Regions from separate parts of the Homo sapiens genome. Here region 1 is linked to region 2. Evidence: read pairs that join two places in POLR2A ChIA-PET (ENCODE). Cell type or tissue: GM12878. All regions are shown on one strand. Each heading gives the region's core, and the rest is flanking DNA. Links, peaks and the distances in the headings are about the cores only.

Region 1 (7,537 bases), core at 1,026-6,025, 1.2 Mb after region 2:
GTAAAGGAATAAAAGAATGATTACTCCATAGGCAGAGCAGCCCGTAATCCTCCTTTTTGGCCTTCAGTATCACCTGGAAAACTTGGTGAGGGAGACAACTGTCCATGTTTCTAAGATAGAGGTTTCAACCAACGCCCAGAGAGAGCATCTCATAGTTGAGCCTGTGTTCTCAACCTATTCCTGCATTGTCTCAAAGGTGTATCAATTTTTATTATAATAAAAACCATTCTAGAATAGTTGCTGTTGTATTGGAAAATAGGAGGAGAGTGATAAATTACATCTTAAAAAGACAAGTAAGGTTTGTATTTCCCATGTTTTGTAGAGGTTAAAAACTCTGTTGCATTATCTCCCATTGAAAGTAAGTTTATTTTGAAACTTGTAAATATTCCTTTGATTTGCTTAGTGAATAACTTACTGCTACATCGTCTTCCTCTTTATTACTGAGATGATCTTACTGTTGCAAGCAAGGGAAAGCCTATGCAGTTTTAAGAACTTGTACTTGAAAGACCTAATGAGCAAGCAGTTTTTCCAAAGTTGAACCACTCTCTGACAGGACATTTAAAATCATACCTAGTATTTCCTTGGAATTTGTGCCTATTGTGTTAGTTCAGGATTTTTTCATTTACTCTTTTTTTTTCTTTTTTGAGAAAATTAGATCCCTTTATAAAATGCTTTAGTTTTAGGGGGACATTTTAGTCATCTAATTTATGATTTGATCAGTTTGGGACAATATAGCTGATAACAGAACTCCTAAGTTTGGTGATATGCCATCTTAATTTAAAGGTTAAAACTGAACAGTTTTTAAAGTGGTAAAACACTAATACCATTTGACAATGCAGACAGCTCTCTTAAGAAGAGGAAGTTTTTGTGTTTGGGATAGTTCCCAATTTTTCCTTTGTTTGCAGAGAAATTAAACTGCAGAAATACCGTGCTGAAATGGGAGAACATAAAATTCTGTAAAGAGTCCTTGATAAGTGGTGCCGGTTCTTTTATATGAAAATTCTACTTTTAGCCCATAATCAGTAGGGACTTGCTTAGGTTTTCTCCCTGGATAGGGAAAAGCTATTACTGGGCTCTTAAATAATAATTGCCAACATTTGTTAGACAGTATGTACTATGCTTCAGATTCTATGCTGAGTACTTTATAGTTTTTTTAAAAAAACAGTTTGGAGATATAATTCACATACTAGACAATTCACTCATTTAAAGTGTACAGTTCAGCGGTTTATAGTATATATATATAATCAAATAATCTGCAACCATCAACACAGTCAATTTTAGAACATTTTCATTACCTTAAAAGAAACACACCAGGCATGGTGGCTAATGCCTATAATCCAAGCAGTTTGGAAGGCTGAGATGGAAATATTCCTTAAAGCCAGCAATTAGTTAGAGACCAGCCTGGGCAACATGGTTAGACCCCCATCTCTACCAAAAAAAAAATTAGCCTGGTGTGGTGGCGTACGCTTGTGGTCCCAGCTACTTGGGAGGCTGAGGTGGGAGGATTGCTCGAGCTCAGGAGTTTCAGGCTGCAATGAGCTATGATTGAACCACTACACTGAGTGCAGAGTGAGACTCTGTCTCTAAAAAAATAATAAATAGACCGAGCACGGTGGCTCACGCCCGTAATCCCAGCACTTTGGGAGGCCAAGGTGGGCAGATCACCTGAGGTCAGGAGTTTGAGACCAGCTTGACCAACATGGTGAAACCCTGTCTCTACTAAAAATACAGAAATTAGCTGGGCGTGGTGGCAGGCGCCTGTAATCCCAGCTACTTGGGAGGCTGAGGCAGGAGAATTGCTTGAACCTGGGAGGCAGAGGTTGCAGTGAGCCGAGTTTGAGCCATTGCACTCCAGCCTGGGCAACAGAGCAAGACTCCATCTCAGAAAAAAAAAAAAAAACTCTAAGCAACCATGAATCTACTTTCTGTCTCTCTAGATTTGCCTATTCTGGACTTTCATATAAATTAGTATGTCGATTTTTGTGACTGGTTTCTTTCATTTATAATGTTTTTAAGATTCATCCAAGTTGTAGCATGTATTAGTACTTCATTCCTTTTTATTGCTGAATAATATTCTGTTGTACAGGTAATATCACATTTTGTTTATCCATTGGATACAATGGATAGTCTGTATTTGGGTTGCTTCTACCCTTTGGCTCTTGTAAATAATGCTTCCATGAAGACTCATGTACAAGTATTTGTTTGACTACCTGTTTTCAGTTCTTATGAGTGTATACCTAGGAGTGGATTGCTGGGTCTTATGATAATGCTTTGTTTAATTGTTTGAGGAACTTTCAGACTTTTCCACATCAGCTGCAACATTTTGCATTCCCACCAGGAGTGTATGAGGGTTCTGATTTGTCTATATTCTCATCAACCCTTGTTACTCTCAGAATTTTTTATTTTAGCCATCCTAGTGGGTATGGAATAGTCTCTCATTGTGGTTTTGATTTTCATTTCTCCATTGATTAATGATGTCCAGCAACTTTTCATGTGTATTGGACATTTGTACATCTTCTTTGGAAAATGTCTATTCAAGTCCCTTTGATTCATTTTTAAATTGGACTATGTTTTTATTATTGAATTGTAGGAGTTCTTTTTATACTCTAGATACAAGTGTCTTATCAGATATAAAGTTTGCAAAAGTTTTCTCCCATTCTATGAGTTGTCTTCGATTTCTTGATAGTGTCCTTTGAGGCATAAAGTTTATAAATTTTGATGGAATCCAGTTTTTCTAATTTTTCTTTTGTTGCTTGTGCTTTTGGTGTCATATCTTAGAATCCTTTGCCCAGTCCAAGGCTGTGAAGATTTACTCCTATGTTTTCTTCTCAGAGTTTTATAGTTTTAGCTCTTATGTCTAGGTCTTTGATCTATTTTGAGTTAGCTATTTTACGTATTGTCCCAGTACCATCTGTTGAGAAGAGTTTTTCCACTGAATTGTCTTGGCACTCTTGTTGAAAATCAGTTGACCAAAGATGTATGAGTTTACTTCTGGACTTTAATTATATTCCATTGATATAAATGTCTGTCCTTATTCCAGTACCACACAGTCTTGATTACTGTTGCTTTGTAGTGAGGTAAGTTTTGAAATCAGGAAATAGGAGTCTTCCTAACTTTTTCTCTTTTTTCTCCCCAGGGTCATTTGGGTATTTTTGGATCCCTTGCAGTTCCAATCAATCCCTTCATCCATTTCTACAAAGAATTCTTCTGGGAGTCTGATAGGGATTGCATTAAATCTATATCTTAGTTTGGGGAATATTGCCATCTCAATGCTAAGTCTTCTGATTTTTGAATGTGGAATTTCTTTTCATTCATTTGTGTCTTTAATTTCTTTCAACAGTATTTTGAGTTTTCAGAGTATGAGTCTTTCATCTCCTTGATTAAGTTTATTTCTAAGTATTTTATTTCTGATGTATTGTGAGTGGAATTGTTTTCTTAATTTCACTTTTGGATTGTTTGTTATGATTTTATAAAAATACGGCTAGGCATGGTAGCTCACACCTGTAATCCCAGCACTTTGTGAGGCCAAGACAGGAGGATCACCTGCGGTCAAGAGTTCGAGACCAGTCTGACCAACATAGTGAAACCCTGTCTCTGCTAAAAATACAAAAATTAGCTGGGTGCAGTGTAGTCCCGGCTACTCGGGAGGCTGAGACAGGAGAATCGCTTGAACCCCGGAGGCGGAGGTTGCAGTGAGCCAAGATTGCACCACTGCGCTCCACCCTGGGTGACAGAGCAAGACTCCATCTTAAAAAAAAAAATGATTTTTATATATTAATCTTGTATCCTGCAACCTTACTGAACTTACTGGTTCTTTTAGTGGATTCCTCGGGATTTTCTGTATATAAGATCATGTCTTCAGCACACAGAAATAGTTTTACTTCTTTCTTTCCAATCTGAATGTCTCTTACTCCTTTTTCTTGCCTAATTGCCTTGGCTAGAACCTGTACTACAATCCTGAATAGAAGTGGCAAGGGTGGACAAGCTCATCTTATTCTTGATCTCAGGGAGAAGGCATCTTTCGCCATTGAATATTGAGTTAGCTGTGGTATTTTCATGGATGCCCATTATCAGGTTGAGGAAATTCCCTTCTATTCCTAGTTTCTTGAGTGTTTTATCATGAAAGAGTATTTAATTTTGTCAAATGCTTTTTTTTTGTTTTTTTTGTTTTTTTTTGATTCAGAGTCTCACTCTGTTGCCCAGACTGGAGTGCAGTGGCACTGTCTCGGCTTACTGCAACTGCTATCTCCCGGGTTCAAGCAATTCTCCTGCCTCTGCCTCCCGAGTAGCTGGGATTACAGGTGCCCACCACCATGCCTGGCTAACTTCTGTATTTTTAGTAGAGATGGGGTTTCACCATGTTGTGCAAGCTGGTCTTGAACTCCTGACCTCAAGTGATCCCCCTGCCTCAGCCTCCCAAAGTGTTGGGATTACAGGCATGAGCCACCATGCCCAGCCTCAAATGCTTTTTCTGTGTCTGAGATAATTGTGTGATTTTTTTTTCTTCTATTGATATAATGTGTTACGTTAATTGATTTTCAGATGTTGACCCAACCTCGCATTCCTAGGATAAATCCCACTTGATTGTGGTGTATAATTCTAATTCTTTTTCTGTGTTGCTTGATTTCGTTTGCTGGTATTGTTGAGGATTTTTTGCATCTGTATTCATAAGAGATATTGGTCTGTAATTTTCTTGAGATGTCTTTGTTTGGTTTTGGTATCAGGATAATACTGGCCTCATACAATTAGTTTGAAAGTGTTCCCTTCTTCTCTATCTTTGGAAAATTTTGTGAGTACTTGGTATTTTTTAAATGTTTGATAGACTTTAGCAGTGAAGTCATCTGGGTCTGGGCTTTCTTGTCTGTGGTTGGTTTACATTCTTTTTTTTTTTTTTTTTTTTTTTGAGACAGGGTCTTGCTCTGTCACCTAGGCTGGAGTGCAGTGGCGTGATCTCGGCTCACTGCGACCTCTGCCTCCCAGGTTCAAGCAATTCTTATGCCTCAGCCTCCCTAGTAGCTGGGACTCCTGGCTAAGTTTTGTATTTTTAGTAGAGACTGGGTTTCACCATGTTGCCTAAGCTGGTCTCGAACTCCTGACTTCAAGTGATCTGCCTTCCTCGGCCTCCCAAAGTGTGGGGATTACAGGCGTGAGCCACCATGCCCGGCCTACATTCTTATTACAGGTATCATTCCCTTCATTTTGTGAATGGGAAACTGAGGCTCAGAGAGGTTAAGTAATTTGCTAATATGTTGCAGAGCTCAGATTTGAATCCAAATTATCTTATGTCAGTTACTAGGATGACAATAGTAGCTAGTATTTATTGAGTGATTAATTTTGTGTATTTAACCATACAAGGTACTATTATAGCATAAGAATCTCCTGCCACCATCCCATCACCAATTGATCATTTAATGATCACTTCAACTTTATATGCATTGTACCCATTTTTGGATAGAGAATTTTACACTTAATGGAGACTTAGTGACTTGCTGTACTGTACCACGGCCAGGAAGTAAATAGTACAGCTGTGCTTCTCACTTACGAGGCTGTCTGACTCTGGAGTTTGCTCTCTTAATTGCTATACTCTATTGTGTGCCTGGAGGGCCTGAGACATTCTGTGCAAGAAAAGCGGCTATGCCACATGTACACAGGTGAGCCCAGATCAGATTTGACCTTGGAAGTGAATGGGCTCACACTGCCCTTCAAGCTCCGCTTAGAGATGCCTGACTCAGCACAGCACTGCGGAAGCACTGGCTTTTCTTACTGTCTCTGCCCTGTAGCTAACATTCTACTCTGTGATTGTAGCAAAAGAACTTCTATATCATTCTATCCACATGTATTTAGGATGAAAATAAGTATGCATAATATGGAAATAACTTTTTTTTTTTTTTGAGATGGAATCTTGCTATGTCGCCCAGGCTGGAGTGCAGTGGTGCGATCTTGGCTCACTGAAGCCTCCGCCTACCAGGTTCAAGCAATTCTCTTCCCTCAGCCTCCCGAGTAGCTGGGATTACAGATGCCTGCCGCCACACCCGGCTAATTTTTGTATTTTTAGTAGAGATGGGGTTTCACCATGTTGGCCAGGATGATCTTGATCGCCTGACCTCGTGATCCGTCTCAGCTTCCCAAAGTGCTGGGATTACAGGTGTGAGCCACTGCGCCTGGTGGAAATCACTTTTTAAGGTAGTTTAGTATGTATGTCAGCCAGAAGATTTGTATAGTATCTTTCAATGAAGACAAAGCATTTTACATATTTATATTAATCTTCCTATTTTTATGAGGTTAGATGGTATCTGGCCTATTTGAGTGAAGAGGAAAAATCGTCTCTCTTTTTCAAGTGAGAGGCCTTCCTCAAATATCCATTCACATTTAAAAGTGAGGTTCTAAAAGCTGACCTTATGCCTGTGTGAGTGGAGGGGCACATTGAATGGTGGACCTCACTGAGGGCAGTGATGTCTGATCTCTTGTGGGGTAAGGCAGGTGGTATCTTGGGAGCCAGGAGGAACAAGGGGCTGGAGGCCCCACTGTATAGAACCAGGCTGTCAGTGAGGCATCTGTTCACACCTGTGCTGGGTGTCATCCAGGCCCATAGTCAGGCCTCTCCTGGCTTCTGCTGGGGAGAGGGCAGGCCAGTACCCTGGTTGTGCAGCCCTGGGATCTGGGTGTCCAGCTGCTCCTAATTCAGGCTTTCAGTCATTTTCTCTGTAGTCCCTCTCCCACATCCCTGTCTTTGGAGACACACAGTTTCTCCTTGGAGTGTTCTGGGGATTCACAGTGGGCCTTGATGTCCTTTTTGTGCGCTCCTCCTGAGACTCAGCTGAGTAGAGGACACTCACACTTCAGTCAGTTACACGTGCATGACAGCTTTCCATCTTCGAAAGTTTATTGTCACATTTGCTCTCTTGTAGCCTCTTTTCCAGTCCTCTTGTCCTTTCATGTTTTTACCTGCTTTTATTTTTTGCTTTCATTTTATTAGGATTTTAGGAAGGAGTGGAGATAAGTGCTGTTTGTGTTTCTTTTGTAAATTCTTCATATCCTTTGTCTAATTTTCTGTTGGGTTTTAATTGTATGAATTTGTAAGAACGTTTTATTTATGAAGGATGTTAACTCTGACATGGTGCAATCCTTTTTTCTTCTACATTAGCTTACTTTTGAAACACTTGCTTGAAGATGCTGGTAGGGATTGCAGCTTCTATAACTTGTACAGATGGTTGCAGATGGTTGTGTGGGGAAGTGGAGCCCAAGACCAGCTGGCTGTACGTTGGCTTTTGTATAGATGTGCTTTCCTTTTGCTTTTCACCACCTCATGGAAGCTGTCTTATCTAACTCACGCTTGAGAAGTATTCATATTGATTCCAAAATGAAGGACCCTGGCCACGAATCATTTGCCATCTCCTCTACCAAAGACTCAAAATGTATGGCCCTGGTAGTCAGCTGGGAAAGTCTGGCAATAACAGCTGGGCTAAGGAACGTGGATGCTCAATTGCCTGCCAAGGGTCTCTTACTTCAGCCCGGCTACATGCCCCCAGCATTGGAG
Region 2 (7,537 bases), core at 932-5,931:
GGGGTGACACTATGGGAGCCGCTCTCCATTAGATGAAACATGACAGTACTGGAAGCCGCACAATGCCATCATTTAATTAGCAGGTACCGTTGTGAAGGTATGACATTTCAACACCAACCACTCCAGCTTCTTGCTTCACACCCCACCCCACCTGAAGACAAGACCGCAGAAGTAGACAGGTGGGCTCAAAGACCCTGGGGCTACTAGGCTGCTTCTCAGAGCCCCAGCTTTGTGTTTTAAAAAAATAACAATGGGGTCAGGTGAGGTCATTCACACCTGTAATCCCAACACTTTGTTTGGGAGGCCGAGGAGGATCGCTTGAACCCAGGCATTTAAGACCAGCCTGGCAATATAGAGAGACCCCCCACCCCATCTCCACCCAAATTTTTTTTTTTATTAATCGGGTGTGATGGTGCACACCTGTGGTCCCAGCTACCTGGGACGTGGAAGTGGGAGGATTGCCTGAGCCTGGGAAGTCGAGGTTGCAGTGAGCCATCATTGAGCCACTGCACTGCAGCCAGGGTGAGAGAATGAGACACTGTCTCTGAAAAAAAAAAAAAAAAAAAAGTAATTCTTGAACCTTGAACCATACCATTACTTCAGCTGGGGAACTGTAGTGAATTCCTGTAATTTTATGTTGCCTGGGCAACCATTTTGAATATTTTAGACTTTCTCATATAAAAAGCAGGTCTCAGTCAACCCTTGACATAGTCCATTCTCCACCTCCTCCCAGTTCCTCAAGGTGGTCAACCCAGGTATCTGTCTTATGCAACTGCTGACCCCCTCCCTATGGGACAGCTGAAGACAAACTACTCGACTCACCCCCCGACCCCACCCCCTGCCTGGATGGCACAGTCATGCTGCAGTGACCAGTCCTAGTCACAGTGTGACCTCCTGGAACACATGCCCACTAGCTCTAAACCCAACAAGTAGAACTCCCTGAGGGAAACCTGCTAGGGGAATGCCCTGGACTCCAACAAAGTCTTTTTTTTTTTTTTTTTTTTTTTGGGACAGAGTTTCGCTCTTGTTGCCCAGGCTGGAGTGCAATGGCGCGATCTTGGCTCACTGCAACCTCCGCCTCCTGGGTTTAAGCGATTCTCCTGCCTCAGCCTCCCAAATACCTGGGATTACATACATGCGCCACTACGCCCAACTAATTTTGTATTTTTAGTAGAGATGGGGTTTCTCCATGTTGGTCAGGCTGGTATTGAACTTCTGACCTCAGGTGATCTGCCCACCTCGGCCTCCCAAAGTGCTGGGATTACAGCCATGAGCCACTGCACCCGGCCTTTTTTTTCTTTTTTTTTTTTGAGACGGAGTCTTGCTCTGTTGCCCAGGCTGGAGTGCAGTGGCACAATCTTGGTGGCTCACTGCAAGCTCGGCTTCCCGGGTTCACACCATTCTCCTGCCTCAGCCTCCTCAGTAGCTGGGATTACAGGTGCCCACCACCACGCCCGGCTAATTTTTTTGTATTTTTTAGTAGAGATAGGGTTTCACCGTGTTAACCAGGATGGTCTTGAACTCCTGATCTCGTGATCCGCCCGCCTCGGCCTCCCAAAGTGCTGAGATTACATTTTTTTTTTTTTTTAAGACTGAGTCTCACTCTGTTGCCCAGGCTAGAGTACAGTGGTGTAATCTTGGCTCACTGCAACCTCCACCTCGTGGGTTCAAGCGATTCTCCTGCTTCAGCCTCCCTGAGTAGCTGAGATTATAGGCACCTGCCACCATGCCTGGCTAATGTTTGTATTTTTAGTAGAGATGGCATTTCACCATAGTGGCCAGGCTGGTCTTGAACTTCTGACCTCAAGTAATCCACGTGCCTCAACCTCCCAAAGTCCTGGAATTACAGGCATGAGCCACCGTGCCTGGCCTCCAATAAAGTCTTTAGCCCATATTTCTCTCTCTCTCTGTCCCCATTGGTTAAGCACACATGTCCCAAATAGCTTCCCATTTCCATTGGCTATGCAAACCCTGCTCGCTGCTCTCTGGATCTGTGAGTAATAAACTGCTTCTGCTATTTTTGTTGAGTTGCTCCCTCTGTGTTTCACTCGACCAACACACCTGAACTCAATGCTCACCCCTCCCGGTCAGGCTCTCCTAGAGAGTGGCTGTCTTGTTTGGAATAAACTGGATATAGGTGAAACAAGAGCCACAAGGGCATCAGCCGATCTCAACATGTTTCCTGGGAGAAGGACACCTGGTCATGGGTCATGGGACACTTTGGCATTAGGCAAGCCACCAGCATAAAGAAGTATCCTGTGAAAGACACATGATAAACATCCAACTTCCTCCCCAGAGCTAGAGTTCTCTCTGGGGACTGGGCCCAAGAGCAATCCTTGGTGACAAGATGCCCTGCTGGATCTGATGCTCACAATTTTTTTTTTTTTTTTTTGAGAAGGAGTTTCACTCTTGTTGCCCAGGCTGGAGTGCAATGGTGCAGATCTCAGCTTAATGCAGCCTCTGCCTCCCAGGTGCAAGCGATTCTCCTGTCTCAGTCTCCTGAGTAGCTGGGATTACAGGCATGCACCACCACACCCAGTTAATTTTGTATTTTTAGTAGAGACCATGTTTCACCATGTTGGCAAGGCTGGTCTTGAACTCCTGACCTCAGGTGATCCACCCACCTCAGCCTTCCAAAGTGCTGGGATTACAGGCATGAGCCACTGCGCCCGGCCTGATGTTCACAATTTAAGACCACAGGTTCCAGCTTGCTGAAGCTCACCCCACCCAAAGCCCTTGCTTTATAGAGGAGGAAATGGGGGCTCAGAAATGGGGAGTGTGTGCCTAAATGAGGTAAGTGGCAGAGCCAGCGTGATAGTGAAAGCAGCTGGTAGACTCCGTGTGTAGAGGCAGAAACTGAAGCCACAAAGAGGAGGAGACTCAGCCAACACCTGCTTACCAGTTACTGAACCTTGATTGTCCTGTTCCTGGGTGACCACCTTCATCCTCACAGTGTCTCTAGGAGTATGAGTTAGAGTAACCCCACTGAGGCTTAGAGTAGTTGGGCAGAGCACTCTGATGGTCTTTACAGTGCATCAGGGTTCCCATCCCAAATCCCGCACCAATTCCCTTCTGCTGGGGTGTCAGGTATGGGGCACAGTCCACCAAAATGGGGCATCAGGTCAGTCCTGTGTTTTCTGTGACTTTCCTGCCCACAGGCACCCACTGGCCATTCCTGGATGACAGACAACCTCTACTTCCTAAGTCCCAAAGTTCAAGATGACTGGTAGACCACATCAGAGCAGTTCCATCATCTTCTCAGCCTTGAACCTTCCATGGCTCCCCATTTCCCTTGGCATGAAGCCCATACCACTGTGTCCAGCCTGGTCTGGTCCCCTGCTGACATCACTGGCCACACTGGTCATTTCTTTATCTCTCACCACCACCTTTCCTGCTATGCTGTTCCCTCTGTCTGGAAGACCCTTCCCCTCTGCTAACTCCTACTCAGACTTCAGGATCCCAGTGTAAATGTCCCTTCCTTGGAGAAGCCCTCCTGATTCCCTCTGACCAGGTCACTTGGTGTCAGGACATACTGTATTTTTCTTCCATAGCTTTCATTGAAGCATTAAATAAATGATTTTTTTTTGAGATGGTATCTTGCTCTGTTGTCCAGGCTGGAGTGCAATGGCACAATCTCAGGTCACTGCAACCTCCACCTCCTGGGTTCAAGCAATTCTCATGCCTCAGTCTCCTGGGTAGCTGGGACTACAGGCATGCGCCACCACGCCCAGCTAATTTTTGTATTTTCAGTAGAGACAAGGTTTCTACTGAAACCTTGAGTAGAAACTTTGAGACAAGGTTTCTACTTGCTGAGGCAGGTGGATCACCTGAGGTCAGGAGTTGGTAACCAGCTTGGCCAATATGGTGAAACCCCGTCTCTACTAAATATACAGAAATTAGCAGAGCGTGGTTGTGCATGCCTGTAATCCCAGCTACTCAGGAGGCTGAGGCAGGAGAATCATTTGAACCTGAGAGGCAGAGTTTTCAGTGAGCCTAGCCAAGATCTCGCCAGTGCACGCCAGCCTGGGCGACAAGAGCAAAACTTCGTCTCAAAAAAAAAAGCAAATATTGGGGCTGGGCACAGTGGCTTACACCTATAAACCCAGCACTTTGGGAAGCCAAGGCAGGTGGATCACTTGAGGTCAGAAATTCAAGACCATCCTGGCCAACATGGTGAAACCAGTCTCTACTAAAAAAAAAAAACCCAAAAAATTAGCCAGGTATGGTGTTGCGCACCTGTAATCCCAGCTACTTGGGAGGCTGAGGCAGGAGAATTGCTTGAACCTGGGAGGTGGAGGTTGCTGTGAGTGGGGAGATTGTACCACTGCACTACAGCCTGAGCGACAGAGTGAGTGAGACTCTGTCTCAAAAAAAAAAAAAAAGGAAATATTAAGAAAGCCCATTACTATATCTTCTCCTTTAGTTAGAACTGACCATAGCACATTTACTCACTCAACTACACAGCATTAGAAGTACCAATAAAAATAAGCGAAAGTTACAATTTTCCTATAGAGAAGGATGTTTAAACTGTGCTTACTATAAAATTAATTCAGTGAGGAACTTTGGTCTTTAGATTTTGCTTCAAAATTAAACCTAAGTGTTCCCATGGAATCAAAACTGTACAGGTAGTTTACCATAGAGGTACAAATTCCAATGTGATTTGTTTTGTTTTCCGTATTCAAAACATTTTCACCCAGGGAAGTTAATAAGAGAAGAAAGGAACAAATACCCTAGGGGTTCAAAACCATTACCCGGACTCGTTAGCTGCCAGGCAGAGGCTGTGTGCTAATGCCTGTCCTCATTTTTGAATGCTCAGATTCATACATGATTCATTGCCATTAACACCACCAGTCTGTGAGCTCCTTGAGAGAGCTCCATCTTTGACCCCACATTGCCTGGCAAAGCCTGGTCTGAGAGAAAAGTTCCAGTAGTGATTGCGGAACTGAATGGAATGAAAAAGGTCAGCTGAGCACGGTGGCTCGTGCCTGTAATCACAGCACGTTAGGAGGCCGAGACAGGTGGATCACCTGAGGTCAGGAGTTCAACACCAGCCTGGCCAACGTGGTGAAAGCCGGTCTCTACTAAAAATACAAAAATTAGCTGGGCGTCGTGGCATGCACCTGTAGTCCCAGCTACTCGGGAGGCTGAGGTGGGAGAATCGCTCGAACCTGGGAAGCAGAGGTTGCAGTGAGCCGAGGTCACGCCACTGCACTCCAGCCTGGGTGACAGAGTGAGATCCTGTCTCCAAAAAAAAAAAAAAATAGAAAAAAGAAAAAGGTTGGCTTGCTCTCTCTTTCTTTTTGGGACAGGGTCTTGCTCTCTCACCCAGGCTGCAGTGCAGTGGCACAATCATGGCTCACTGCAGCCTCTATCTCCTGGGCTTAAGCAATCCTCCAGCCTCAGCCTCCTGAGTAGCTGGGACCACAGGCACATGCGCCCCCATGCCCAGCTAACTTTTTTTTTTTTTTTTTTGTAGAGATGAGGTCTTTTGTGTTGCACAGGTTGGTTCATTTTCATGTTTCTTCAATTTAATGATAATGGTAGTGTGCTATGACACTGTCTTAGGATTGTGACACAGTCAGGCTTCCTTAGAACAGTTTATCCATGTGAGACTACAAAGGCCAGGCCCTCTCAGCCCCTGAGGCTGCCCCTGTAGATGGAGGACAAGGTGGCATTCTCCCTCTTCTCTGTGCTGTTAAAATGATCAAAATACTATTTTTATCCAGTAACTGAAAAAATGTCCAAAACTTGGCTGTATCCCACTTGGGTGTTTCCTGGGATGACAGCAAGTGGGCCTGTTGGCGGGTGCGCCTTCGCATTAATTAGGGAGAGGCGGCAGACGGGCCCCAAGAAGCAGCAAGGAGAATTGGCATGGTGGCTCTTAACACCCAGAGGAGTTGGCTCAACAAAGCCCATTTGGCACATTTAGTCCTGCTGAAAACCTGGCAGTTGGGGAGGTGACATCACTGGAATCAATTATCCCCACAATTGCCAGTCCTGGGTAGAAATAACTCCGTAAATCGATTCATAATAGCCACACCATTCATCGAGGGCTGCCTGCCTGCCAGCATGCAAACTGCTCTATCTACATTAACCCATTGAAATCTCACATCAGCCCTGACAGGGAGTTAGCATTGCTACTGTCCTAACTTTACAGATGAAACAACAGAGGGAAGATTTACACACACACAGGAGAAGCTCACATGAAGATGGAGGCAGAGGCTGGAGTGAGACAGGAATGCCTAGAGCCACCAGAGGCTGGAAGAGGCAAGAATAGATTTTCTTCCAGAGTCGTCTTTTTTTTTGAGATGGAGTCTCTCTCTGTCACCCAGGCTGGAGTGCAGTGCAGCAGGCTCACTGCAAGCTCTGCCTCCTGGGTTCATGCCATTCTCCTGCCTCAGCTTCCTGAGCAGCTGGGACTACAGGCGCCCGCCACCACGCCCGACTAATTTTTTGTATTTTTAGTAGAGACGGGGTTTCACCGTGTTAGCCAGGATGGTCTCGATCTCCTGACCTCGTGATCTGCCTGCCTCGGCCTCCCAAAGTGCTGGGATTACAGGCATGAGCCACCGCACCCAGCCCAGAGTCGTCTTTTACTTTTAATTTTGTAGAGATGAGGTCTTGCTATGTTGCCCAGGCTGGTTTCAAACTCCTGAGCTCAAGCAATCCTCCCTCCTCATCCTCCGAAAGTCCTGGGATTACAGGTGTGAGATACCATGCCCAGTCTTTTTTTTTTTTTTTTGGTGACAGGACCTTGCTATGTTGCCCAGGCTGGTCTCAAACTCCTCGACTCAAGGAGTCCTCCCACCTCAGCCTCCCAAGTAACTAAGATTACAGGCACGTACCACCGTGCCCAGCTCAGAGCCTTCGGAGAGAGTGTGTTCTAGCCAACACCTTGATTTTGCCCTAGTGATACTAATTTTGGACTTCTGGCTTTTAGAACTGTGAGAGAATACATTTTGATTGTTTTAAATCATCAAGCAGCCACAGGAAACTGACACAGGAAGTGACTTGCTCAAGGCCACACAGCTAGAAAGTAGAAGTGTTGAGTTTTAAACATAGTTAAGTATTCAATAAATGTTAGCTGTCATTATTATTATTACTATGCTGCAATAAAGAAGGTGCGTTTATTGGATAAAATGTCAGCAAGACCACGAACTCAGCCTACTTCACCCATCCCAACAGACACCGCTGGGGGAAAGACGGCCTGTGTAACAAGGATTTGATGATTCAGTTGGGGAAGATGTTATTAACACTGGGTGGAGCTGGTTTAGGAAAATGACGAAACTTTGCAGAGTGAACACCTCACCCACACTGAGTTGATTCCAAACATTACAACTCCATTGGTCAAGCTGGTCCTACAGATTAATTGCAGAGAGGGTTTGCAACTCATGGAGAAGTACAGTGACCCAACAATCCAAAAAGATGAGGTGGCTCCTCTGTGCCTGGTAGTATTTCCCTGACACTACGGGAAGCTAAGGGGAGAAACTGATGGCCCATAGCCAAAGCCAACTTGCTGAAGGTTTCTGTGGCTCTT

What was found. ChIA-PET counts read pairs that join two places held together with the same protein. Peaks named below come from ENCODE experiments on the same cell type or tissue, not always from the same donor. Only the 100,000 strongest peaks of a DNase experiment are listed, where the experiment ranks them.
Region 1: POLR2A ChIA-PET joins it to region 2 with 5 read pairs; 3 of 35 experiments call an interaction of 5 or more read pairs at or near these places.

The regions. Positions count from the first base shown.
Region 1 is chr12:108,702,826-108,710,362 of GRCh38, reverse strand. The region is part of intron 1 of CORO1C (coronin 1C); the gene reads left to right. Among named protein-coding and RNA genes, the nearest start is that of CORO1C, 25 kb to the left of the region's middle. In GM12878, for the core only: no CTCF peak of the experiment used is centred there; no DNase peak of the experiment used is centred there.
Region 2 is chr12:109,888,236-109,895,772 of GRCh38, reverse strand. It overlaps a transcript of TCHP not described here. Among named protein-coding and RNA genes, the nearest start is that of TCHP, 8.3 kb to the left of the region's middle. RefSeq lists silencers at 3,896-3,955, 7,211-7,360. In GM12878, for the core only: no CTCF peak of the experiment used is centred there; DNase peaks (open chromatin) are centred at 2,252 and 2,822; H3K27ac peaks cover 1,578 bases.